2 separate regions of the Homo sapiens genome follow, and region 2 is linked to region 1. A link is a loop called in an ENCODE intact Hi-C map of the cell type or tissue named here. Cell type or tissue: PC-9. All regions are shown on one strand. Links, peaks and the distances in the headings refer to the core of each region. The heading gives the core; the rest is flanking DNA. Region 1 has its middle 4.7 kb from the start of PHACTR2. Region 2 overlaps PHACTR2 (phosphatase and actin regulator 2).

Region 1 (5,382 bases), core at 52-5,051:
TATCACCTAACAAGAGAATTTTAAGATAATTTTCCCCCAAATTGCCTTACTCTTGCCTTATTAGAACTCACACAGTTTTACTAAGAGTTCTGGGTGTTAATCCCATGGGTTTATAGTTTAACTCTGGAAACATTTAATGTCATCTGAAAGGCATGGACATTTCTCTGTATACTACCTCTCTCTAGGGAATTTATTAAAATGCTAAACAGGATTAGACCCAATACCTAACTCTGAGGAAGCTATCTATTTATAATTCTTCAGCATTTATCCCATTGGTCCCACCCTTTGTTCTCTATTTCTAAACCAATCTCTTATCCAGTGATATCTTGGTAAATGCTTAACTGGTTTGGGCTGGGGGTGAGGAGGCAGGAGGGGGCCTCAGACTGCTTTGTTTACTGTGATGTAAATACTCCTACAATAACCTATTCTACAGGCCTTCAACCAGCTAGCAAAACTGATATCAAACAGCTTGCAAAATTCCTTGAAATGTAACAATTTGGCCCACCAGCCTGTGTGAACTGCCTTCAGCACACCGCTACTTTTCTCTGTTATAATAATGCCGCATCATATCATACCATGGCTGAGTTTGAGGAATAGCTTCTATTTAGCCTTCCTAAAAATATAGACTAATGGCATCTACTGATTTTTTCCATGGAACACTCTAAATATTTTTCAAGCTCTGAAAGAACTACTGTGATTTATTCATTTATTTCCAGAAAGAAACTAAAGAAAGTGAATTAGTGAGATAGAATTTCCCCTTCTGAAAGCCAGTGTGCCTTTATGACACAAAGTTGTACTTATCAGGTTTTCAAGCATTCTACCCTGTAACACAGACTTCACTGGCTTGTCTGATGTGGGAAGTCTTAGACTCACCCACCTGGGGTACCCAAAGTGACACTTGCACTCCTCCTGGATGGAAGCCACTATATCTATTAGGTTAAAGTTAAAGCGGACAAAAGCCTAAACATTGGCAATCTGGACCATTTGTGAGAAAGTTCTTTTCTAGGTCAAAGTCCAAATGGCAGACATACAACTTGGTGCCTTTAGAGAAGATGGTTTACAATTACTACAGTCACCACTACCAAATCCTATAACTTAGGTTACTGCCAGATTTTTCTAGGCAGCCAAATCTAGCCTGGAGCAGGAAGAAGAAGGAACCTTCCTCAGAACACAAATGCCATGAATACTAATCCTGGAGGTCTCTGCCTTGTCCAGATGCTGCCAGCTGTGTGAGGATTCATTTTGAGACACCAGATGTTAGGGGTGGAGGAATTATGATGGGAGGGAAGGGTTAGGCAGAGTCCCAAGAGATGAGATGGTTGATCAGAACAGCAGTGACCTGGGAGGCAACAGTGGTTGATAGTGGCCATATACAAGCAGATGAAGATTACATTAATTTACACCCTTATTTCTAGATTTGACCATAGACACCCTGTGAATTAGTGACATTTCCTTGGCTAATGGGAATTGTAGCAATAGAAAAATTATTTCTTAATGGGAAGGAAATGAATGAAAACTTAGCAGTTTTCCTAATAGTATACTAAAAACGATATGCAAAAGTTGTTTTAACTATTTGGGTAGTTTTTACTAGAAGATCTTCTGGTTTTTAAAAACTTTGTATGTCTTCAAAACTTGGCTACATTTTGTAAGAGTCAGCTTACTTAGAAAAATATAAAAAGCAAATGGGAGCTTTACTAGATAATATAAACTCAGTGAAAACTCTGTATATGTAACTAATGTTTACTTTGTAAAATGTTACTCTATGGTAAAGTTGCAACTAAATGGCTACTATATCTTAGATTTTAACAATTCTGAGAGATGCTGGTTTGAACAGGATAATGCTAACAGATAAAGGAAAACTTTTGTTAAGGAAAGAATTACAACTTTGCATATTCTAGTTATATTAAGCATCAGTAGAAGACCACATTCCACAAGTATTAGAACAGGAAACAAACCTGAAAGACAGGCTTTTCTTTCCTATTGTTCTCATATTTTCATGTGATTTATTTCCTGAGTTTTCCTTCTTCTGCTTGCTCAAGCTAAAAGGATTAACAAAATACCTTGCCTCTGCCTCACCCTGCGTGAGTCTCTGCAGAGGCGGGGTGTGGCTCACGTGTGCTTGCTTAGTGAGTGAGCCCCACAGTTGGAAGATTTATGCTGGAAAATAAAGACCTCAAGGGGTGGTGCTGGAATTTCCTTTTCCAAAGACATTCTCCCTACCCTGGGAGGAAAAGCGTCTGTAATTTTGCTCTACTTCATTTCATAAGCAAAACAAAGTACTCATCCATAGTATTAAAACTCTAAAAACTGCTATAAAATGAATAATCTTTAATTTATTGACCAAAATCTAAAGAGAACAGTCCTTAAAGACATCTTTTATATGACTGCCCAATTTACACAAAATAATTGCTTCCAGTAAGGCCCAAATCTTTGTTTTGTTAACCATCACATCCATCCCTAGAAACTAACAAAATTTGCCTGGCAAATAGAGGGTACTGAATACATAGATGATAAATTAAAAATAAGCATTTATGTTATCTCCTTAATGGTAACTTCCAAGTATGGACAAAAAAAAAAATCTGGGAATACATGTAAAATTTTGGTAATAATATAGAATGTTGACTCCATAGCAAGAGAATATCGAGTCTGTCTGTGACTGTAAATTTTCTTTTGTATGCCCCTCTGAAATAATCATCTACTCATTCACCTAGAATTGACTGAGGACTTCCCATGGGCGTGGTACCTCTAGCACATGGGCATAAGGATAAGTGAGGTATGGACTCTCCTGTGGCGGAGGTCATAGTATGGGTACGGTGGAGGGTGGGTGTTGCAGCCTACAAATACATGATCCTAACAGTGGAGGAAGAGAAGTTTGTTCCTCCAGCTGGGAGTGGTGACTCATGCCTGTAATCCCAGCACTTTGGGAGGCCGAGGTGGGCGGATCACCTGAGGTCAGGAGCTTGAGACCAGCCTGGCCAACATGGTGAAACCCTGTCTCTACTAAAAATACAAAAATTAGCCAGGCGTGGTGGTGCACTCCTGTAATCTCAGCTACTTGGGAGGCTGAGGCCGGAGAATCACTTGAACCTGGGAGGCGGAGGTTGCAATGAGCTGAGGTTGAGCCATTGCATTCCAGCCTGGGCAACAGAGTGAGACTCTGTCTCAAAAAGAAATAAATAAATAAAAATAAAAATAAAAAAGAAGAAGTTTGTTCCTCCAAGTGCTAGGGATGCCCAGTAGGTTAGTACAGAGAAGGCTCTGAACTTTAGCAAATTACTAAATCCACATTTTTGCCACACAGAGGTGCTCATTCATTCTGAAGGTGCCCTAAGATTGTGAAGTGCTTCCTGAATTAAAGAAAGATTAAATTCTAATAGTAGGTGGTCAGAATTAACTGTATTTGTTTGTTTATTGCTTGCAGCTTTTTTTGTTTGTTTTTTGTTTTTGAGACAGCGTCTTGCTCTGTGGCCCAGGCTGGAGTGCAGTGGTATAATCATTGCTTACTGTAGCCTTGAACTCCTGGGCTCAAGCAATCCTCCCACCTCAGCCTCCAGAGTAGCTGGGACTATGGGTGCCTGCCACCATGCCCAGCTAATTATTTGTAATTTTTTTTTTTTTTGTAGAGATAGGGTCTCACTATATTGCCCAGGCTTGCTTGCAGCTTTTTGAAGAATAAGTTATGGACCCTAAAATGTACCCATTTAAAGCAAACAGTTCAATAAGTTTTAATAAACATGTAGTCCAACCAACAGCACACTCAAGTGTCAGAAAACTTTGAGATCCCTAAGGTATTCCATCATGTCCTTTTGCAGTTAATTCCTGTTTCACATCCCTGTACCACCCTTGGCATTAGGGAACTGCCAACCTGCTTTCCATGTCCATACTTTTGATTTATCTAAAATTTCTTACAAATGGAATAATATTATGTACAGTTTTTTTTAATCTGGCTTGTTTCATATGTTTTTGATATTCATCCATGTTGCTCTGTGTATCTGTATTTTGTTCCTTTTTGTTCTAGGTTGCCTTCCATTGTATGGCTATACAAAAGTTTGTTTATCTGTTTACCAGTTAATGGGCATTTGGGATGTAACTGTATTTCACTGTATTCCTGCTCCATGAAAAGACTTTGGGTCTATATTGTGTTACATATATGCTAGTTCTATATTAATAATAACTCATTGATTGGTTCACCACTCAACAAATATTTATTATGCATCTCCTTTTTACCAGTCTTTGTTCTAGGTACTTAGGAGACAGAATTATACAAAATACAAAAACACCTGCACTCATAGAGCTTCCCTTCTAATGGAATGACAGAAAATAAGCAGTAAACATAATAAATCAGTAAACTTTATAACAATTTAGAAGATGAAAAGTGCTATGAAATTCAGAAGAGTAAGAGAGATTGGACTGGCATGTGGTGTTCACAGTTGTCCTCACTGAGAAGATAATGTTTAAGCAAAAACACAAAGGAGGTAATGGAGTTAACCATATGGCTATCTGGGGGAGAGGTGTTCCAAGAAGAAAGACCAGTTAATATAAAGACAGGAGCATGGCATATGTTTGAGGAATCCAGGGGAAATGGTGTGGTTGGAGTACATAGAATAAGAGAGGTAAAGATGAGGAGAAGGAGATTATAACCACATAGGACCTTGCAGTTAACTATAAAGACTTTGGGCCAGGTGCAGTGGTTCAGACCTGTAATCTCAGCACTTTGGGAGGCTGCTGAGGCAGGCGGATCATGATGTCAGGAGTTCAAGACCAGCCTGACCAACGTGGTGGAACCCCATCTCTACTAAAAATACAAAAATTAGCTGGGCATGGTGGCGCATTCCTGTAATCCCAGCTACTCGGGAGGCTGAGGCAGGAGAATTGCTTGAACCTGGAACTGGGAGGTGGAGGTTGCAGTGAGTCGAGATCGTGCCACTGTACTCCAGCCTGGGCTGCAGAGCGAGACTCCATTTCAAAAAAAAAAAAAGGCCTTGGCCTTCTTCTCCTCCAAAGAATCAGAACTCCTCGCCAGCAAGGGAACAAAAATGGATGGAGAATGAGTTTGATGAATTGATAGAAGTAGGCTTCAAAAGGTGGGTAATAAACTCCTCTGAGCTAAAGGAGCATGTTCTAACCCAATGCAAGGAAGCTAAGAACCTGGAAAAAAGGTTAGAGGAATTGCTAACTAGAATCACCAGTTTAGAGAAGAACATAAATGACCTGATGGAGCTCAAAAACACAGCACAAGAACTTCATGAAGATACACAAGTATCAATAGTCGAATTGATCAGGCAGAAGAAAGGATATCAGAGATTGAGGATCAACATAATGAAACAAAGCATGAAGACCAAGATTAGAAAAAAAAGAATAAAAGGGAATGAACAAAGCCTC
Region 2 (5,382 bases), core at 266-5,265, 73 kb before region 1:
AACAAGCACAAGTAAGAATCAAGTCATTCCTTAAGATAATTATGAAAAACATTCCAAGTAGAATTGAGCACATTTATTCTCCTCACATGAGGGCTCAAACTCGTTTTCTTAGTTGCTTAAAAAAAACACATGATCTGAGTGGAATCAACACAGCTATGACAAGAGCAAATGGCTGCAGCCCATGATCTGAAGTCCAACCGCCATCCCTGGTCTTTCAAATGGCCACCTTTGGCCTGGCGTCCAGGCATATTATTACATAGCAACTAGAGAGCATAAAGCCTGCTTCTCACGCTGAAGCTAGAAATGTTGCATTCTAAAACATATAATTCTATGGATATGCAGTGTATGAAGAAGATATGTATGCTTACATTAAAGAAAAAAACACATAAACATCAGTAAATATTCTGGGTAACCCATTTGCATTCCAGGAAAATGAACTATTTTCTAGTGTTTTCTCTCTCACTCCATCTATTACAAAAGCCCAACACATCATATTTCTATAACTCTTTCCCCTGCGTTCTCACTAATTCTAGAGAGTTCTTATATATTAGCTGACAATCCCCAGGTCTTAGGAGGATGGAGAAGGCAGTTAAGAATAATCAGCTTTCAGCCAGGAACGGTGGCTCATGCCTGTAATCCTAGCACTTTGGCGGGGGCCGAGGTGGGTGGATCACCTGAGGTCAGGAGTTTGAGACCAGCCTGGCCAACATGGCAAAACCCCATCTCCGAAAAATACAAAAATTAGCTGGTCATGGTGGTGGGCACCTGTAACCCCAGCTATTTGGGAGGCTGAGGCAGGAAAATCGCCTGAACCCAGGAGGCTGAAGTTGCAGTGAGCCAAGATCGTGCCATTGCACTCCAGCCTGGGCGACAAGAGCGAAACTCCATCTCAGAAAAAAAAAAATAATAATAATCAGTTTTCACAGACATGTAAAGCCATGGGGATCTTAACATTGATTCTTCCTTCTTCTGGAACAAATGTAAATGCCTGGTAGAACTTTGGAATGGGGCTTGGGAGCTCCGGAGCAGGATCTCAATTGTGTTCCCCTTGAGTGTGTATAGTATTAAATCCTGTGCTCTATATGTCCATGCAACTGCAAAGTCCATTCCTCACTTTCAGGGGCCAAGAAGGTGCGTAAAATTAACATGTGGTCATGTCATCTATTAATCCTGAGTCAACATTTCCCAAAGCGTGTTCTGCAGAACTCTATTTCCTCCAGACCTTCTGTTCAAAAATGCACTTTGATACAGCAGCGAAGGGCCAGATAAGGAGTCTAGGGCACTTTGAAGAGCAGGAAAGCTACACTGGTAGACAACATGCAGCTGCAGTAGCACGAGATTTCTGACGTTCCCCGATTCCTACTCCTGGGCTCATTATCTGCAAATCCTGGAACTGCTCTAGACAACATCGTTTCAACTAAACTAAAGCCATTACCCCAAACCAGGTTCTGACACATCCAAAGGGAGCAGGTGATAACACTAAGAAGACATTTGTGATAACACTAAGAACATGTTTGCTCAGGGGCTCCAGGGCCTCAAGCAAGGACACTGATAGGAGACAGGGTGGGAGGATGCGCCCTGGGCAGCCAGCTTTGTAGTAAGTGCATGAAAGTCTTCCTTAAGTGTTTGCTAATTGCATGTGCCACAGAATAGCAACGCTTAGTCTCTTGAAGAACCTGGATTTTTTTTTCCTTTCTGATAATAGAAATTGTGTATTCCTTTTTAAATCCTGGTTGCTAGAAAGATCAGAGTAAAACTGGATATTTGACACAGATTTCATATGACAATTCGTGGATGGAATCTCTGTTTCCTCCTTCTCTAAAACCTGACTTGACTTATATTTTATGTACAATATATAAGCTCTTTACTGCACATTTTGTCAAACTTTTTTTGGATAGAATCAGAATAGAAACAAACAGGAAAATGAGTGAATGAATGAATAAATGGTCAAAAGAATGACAACGAACAGCTTTGGGTTAAAAAGGAGACATACACAGAAGGCTTCCCTCCCTTCCTTTAGATTCCTCACTGACCCCATTCTTCCTGTATCTTCCAGAAGCAAGTAACAACAGCTCACTTAAAGGTTAGTAATTTCAATGAAAAAAGTTAACCGGGCAAAGAGTCTTTTTTTTTTTTTTAAACTGGGTGTTCTATTATGTAAAAAGAGTGTTGTTATTTAAATACAGTTTCAATTTGTTCGGCCTCTTGTCAAAAAGGAGAGAACTCTTATCAACGGCAGGAAGCCAAAGAACACCCACAGTGACAGGTGGGACACTGCTGGGATTTTGCAGGTGCTTTAGAAGGACCTTGACCACTGCAGCCTCCTACGGATTGTAAAAGCCCATTCATGCTTGACTGGGCTCTGAGGGGTGGCGGGACTCTGTAGACCTCCTCCAACAGTTGTCTTGGCCTCCATTCCTGGGAACAGGCCCAGAGATTCACGGCTGTTCTGCCCTAAACTTAAGGATGAAGGTGGCAACTGCAAGAGCAAGTGCCGCTGGCCTAGGGATCGGGCCACATTCTCGCAAACCAAATGCACTGCCAATTCAGCATTCAATCACGGTGGCTGTCTTCCTAACCGGCCCTTTGCTCATAAGAAACAAAACTTTTACTGGTTTGCTGCTTCTTTAAAATTGCCCAAAACACAAAATGGCTGCCAGGAGTCCTGGATTCTAGTCCTTGAATTCCTACAACTTGTTGAGTGACCCTGGGCAGTCATTTTGAGTTCCTGGGCCTCTAATCCATTATCTGTAAAATAAGGGACACAATTCAAGGATCACTAAGGACAATTCATCCAGCTCAAATGCTGAGTGATCCTGTGTCATTAATCGAGGCTGTCTGTAATCTCTGCTCGGGCACCTTTTAAAACGTTCGTTCTTGCACTAAAAAATCATCCGATAGCCTGAAACATACCAGGTTTCTTATTCTGCCTTTCCATTATGGATCCCGGAGGATTCTTTAGTTTTAGTTTTGAGTTTTGCTTAAATTCTAACTTAGTCTCAGCTAAAAATTCCCCCTTTCTTCCTTGTAAACTAAAAATTCCCCCTCTTTCTTCCTTGTAAACTCTGGAGCTTTGAAGCAGCAGCCTTGGCTTCCTGCCAAGAATCAAAACCAACAGCTTTGTTCTTTTGCTCTACCTCCTATAAACAGGCTCTGATAGGAAAATGCCGTTGGCTATTTGTTTGGTCTTTCGCTGAGAGCGTATTTAACACACAATGCGGATACCTCTGTACAGGGCCAATGAGAACAAACTGCAGGCGACCGAGCACGGAAAGTATGTTGCTGGGGCACAACATTCCAACCACCGCTCTCACAGCAGTACAAGTATCTCATTCTTCACCTTTTAAAATATTTGCCTCTTGTTTATATAGTGCCTGCATGTTTGCAGAGCACATTCACTGGACACTTTTTCATGGGCTCAGAGGGGGTTTGCATTGCAATGAATCTGAGAGGTCATTCTAGTCCAACACACCGCACAAAGCAGGGGCTGTCTCAGAATATTCCTGAGATGTGCTCACCTGCTTAAAATCATTCAGAGGGAAGATGCTCACTTTAAGGCGCAACCCACTTCAGTATCGATCACCCTCATTTTGAGGAAGGTATTCCAGAGAAGGAGTCAAATCGCACTCCCTGTAACTTCTGCGCATCAATCTAACCCAAGCTCTCTGTAGCTCCGGACTAAAGTCAGTTGTTTGTGAGCAGAAAACGGCAGCAGTCGGCTCCAGGTCATCACTGAGAGCCTGCTGTTATTGCAGCCTGCTCGAATCTGATCCCAAGTATCCCACCAGCTGCTCTTTGACTTTGAAGCTTACACCAATCTATGCACAGAAATCTATGCACCACAGCTACAGCACAACCAAGATACTGCCAGGGAAGACGCTAGTGGGGCACAGGTCGCTGAATGTCGTAGCTGAATACAGTAGCTAAGGTGTCTCCATGAAAAGTATTATCGCCAGTTGAGTAAATAAATGACTCATGGCCTCTCACTTTTATCCCAACTGGAAAAGCATAAGAGCTTTTTTTATACCAAGATCAAACAAAGCCATGATTTCTGTTTCACTCTGCATTGGGCTAATTGATGTTTTGACAGTTCAATTCTGATAACAGCAGCGCACACTCTAATTCTCTCTGGGAAGTGAAGGAAACACTGCCCTGTATTTTCCTGACTTCAGGCTTATACTCTGGTAATCTTCCAAAAACTTCCCATGGCTGCCCATCTTACTTCCAACAATCCCTGAACTCACCGCAGCCCCTTAGGCTGTCCCGCCTCCCACGTGCCTGGCTCCTAACCACTTCTTTCTGGCTCTTGGCTTCAATTTCTTGGGGCCCTGCATGGTGGCCTCTGTCCTTCCCAGGAGGCCATATCCCCAGACAACTGCTAGACTCACTCCATCCTGTCCCACAAGTCTCTGCTCAAAGGTCACCTTAGTGGAAGTCCCTTCCCTGAACTCCTGATGTAGAATGGCTATTCCCCTTCCCAACTTTATCTCTTCTTTCCCTGCAAAACCCATCGTCACCTCCTAACATGTGTAAGTATAATCTCATTGAGAACCAAAATTCTGTTTTGCTTACTGCTGTGTCCCCAACGTTGACTTGCAGGCTGTTGGCTTTGAAAAAATATGTGTATTTGTTGAATAAAAGAAAATAGCTAATCATGAGAATGGTATTGTTTCTGCCCCTTCCCAGTCCTCAATTTGGGAAAAAGCAAGTGAGGCTTGTGGCAAAACCCTGAGCGACAAGAATCTTCTGTCTTCTCCCTCCTTAATTCTTGGCTGGGCCAGTCCTAGGGAAAAAAATTCTCAACCTTCTGTCCTATGGATGATCTGAAAAAGTCTCTGTATGCACTGAAGAAGGGAGCTCACAGTCTGTAGACGACAAACACCAGCACCTAGCAGGGTGTAGTACACGACTGGGCTCCTCATAAATTAGAAATGATTTATGATGTCCTTCTGGGCATGGAGAGGTAGCTGTGGAGCTGCACTCAGGAAAAGAGGCTGGAGCATATGCCGCTGGCTTTTTTCTGCGGATACTTGGCTGGGATTTCATATTACTCTGGAAATATCTGTGAGAGTAAATCTTGTAGTCAACAAGTCACTTGTGTTTTTCTTTGGCGAGGAAAGAGAGTCCTAATTCTCAATTCTAACACCATTTAATGACTGGACAAAATAGAAGAGCAAATAGAAGACTATTAAATAAGCGTGCCATGCTATCTTCTCAGTTCTGAGTACTGAATGGCCTCACTGTAAAACTGTGACAGAAACACACAAAACCACTTGTCTTGTGTTGAAAGTGTTCTACAAGAGCCTGGCTCGGCTTTGCCCCTCTTCAATAGCAGTTGCAGAAAACAGAATGTCAGAAAATGGTCTGCTTTTAACAAGATCT

Evidence for each region. Hi-C counts contacts between places; a loop is a spot of excess contacts. Peaks named below come from ENCODE experiments on the same cell type or tissue, not always from the same donor. Only the 100,000 strongest peaks of a DNase experiment are listed, where the experiment ranks them.
Region 2: a loop joins it to region 1, with 10 times the contacts of the local background. A loop is called at or near these places in 33 of 110 quality-filtered maps.

The regions. Positions count from the first base shown.
Region 1 is chr6:143,670,525-143,675,906 of GRCh38, reverse strand. It overlaps a transcript of PHACTR2 not described here. Among named protein-coding and RNA genes, the nearest start is that of PHACTR2, 4.7 kb to the left of the region's middle. In PC-9, for the core only: no CTCF peak of the experiment used is centred there; DNase peaks (open chromatin) are centred at 2,026 and 2,836; H3K4me3 peaks cover 1,467 bases; H3K27ac peaks cover 3,789 bases.
Region 2 is chr6:143,743,592-143,748,973 of GRCh38, reverse strand. All of the region lies in intron 2 of PHACTR2 (phosphatase and actin regulator 2), which reads right to left. Among named protein-coding and RNA genes, the nearest start is that of PHACTR2, 68 kb to the right of the region's middle. RefSeq lists enhancers at 923-1,592, 1,593-2,262, 2,263-2,933, 4,275-4,944. In PC-9, for the core only: no CTCF peak of the experiment used is centred there; DNase peaks (open chromatin) are centred at 3,233 and 3,963; H3K4me3 peaks cover 909 bases; H3K27ac peaks cover 1,656 bases.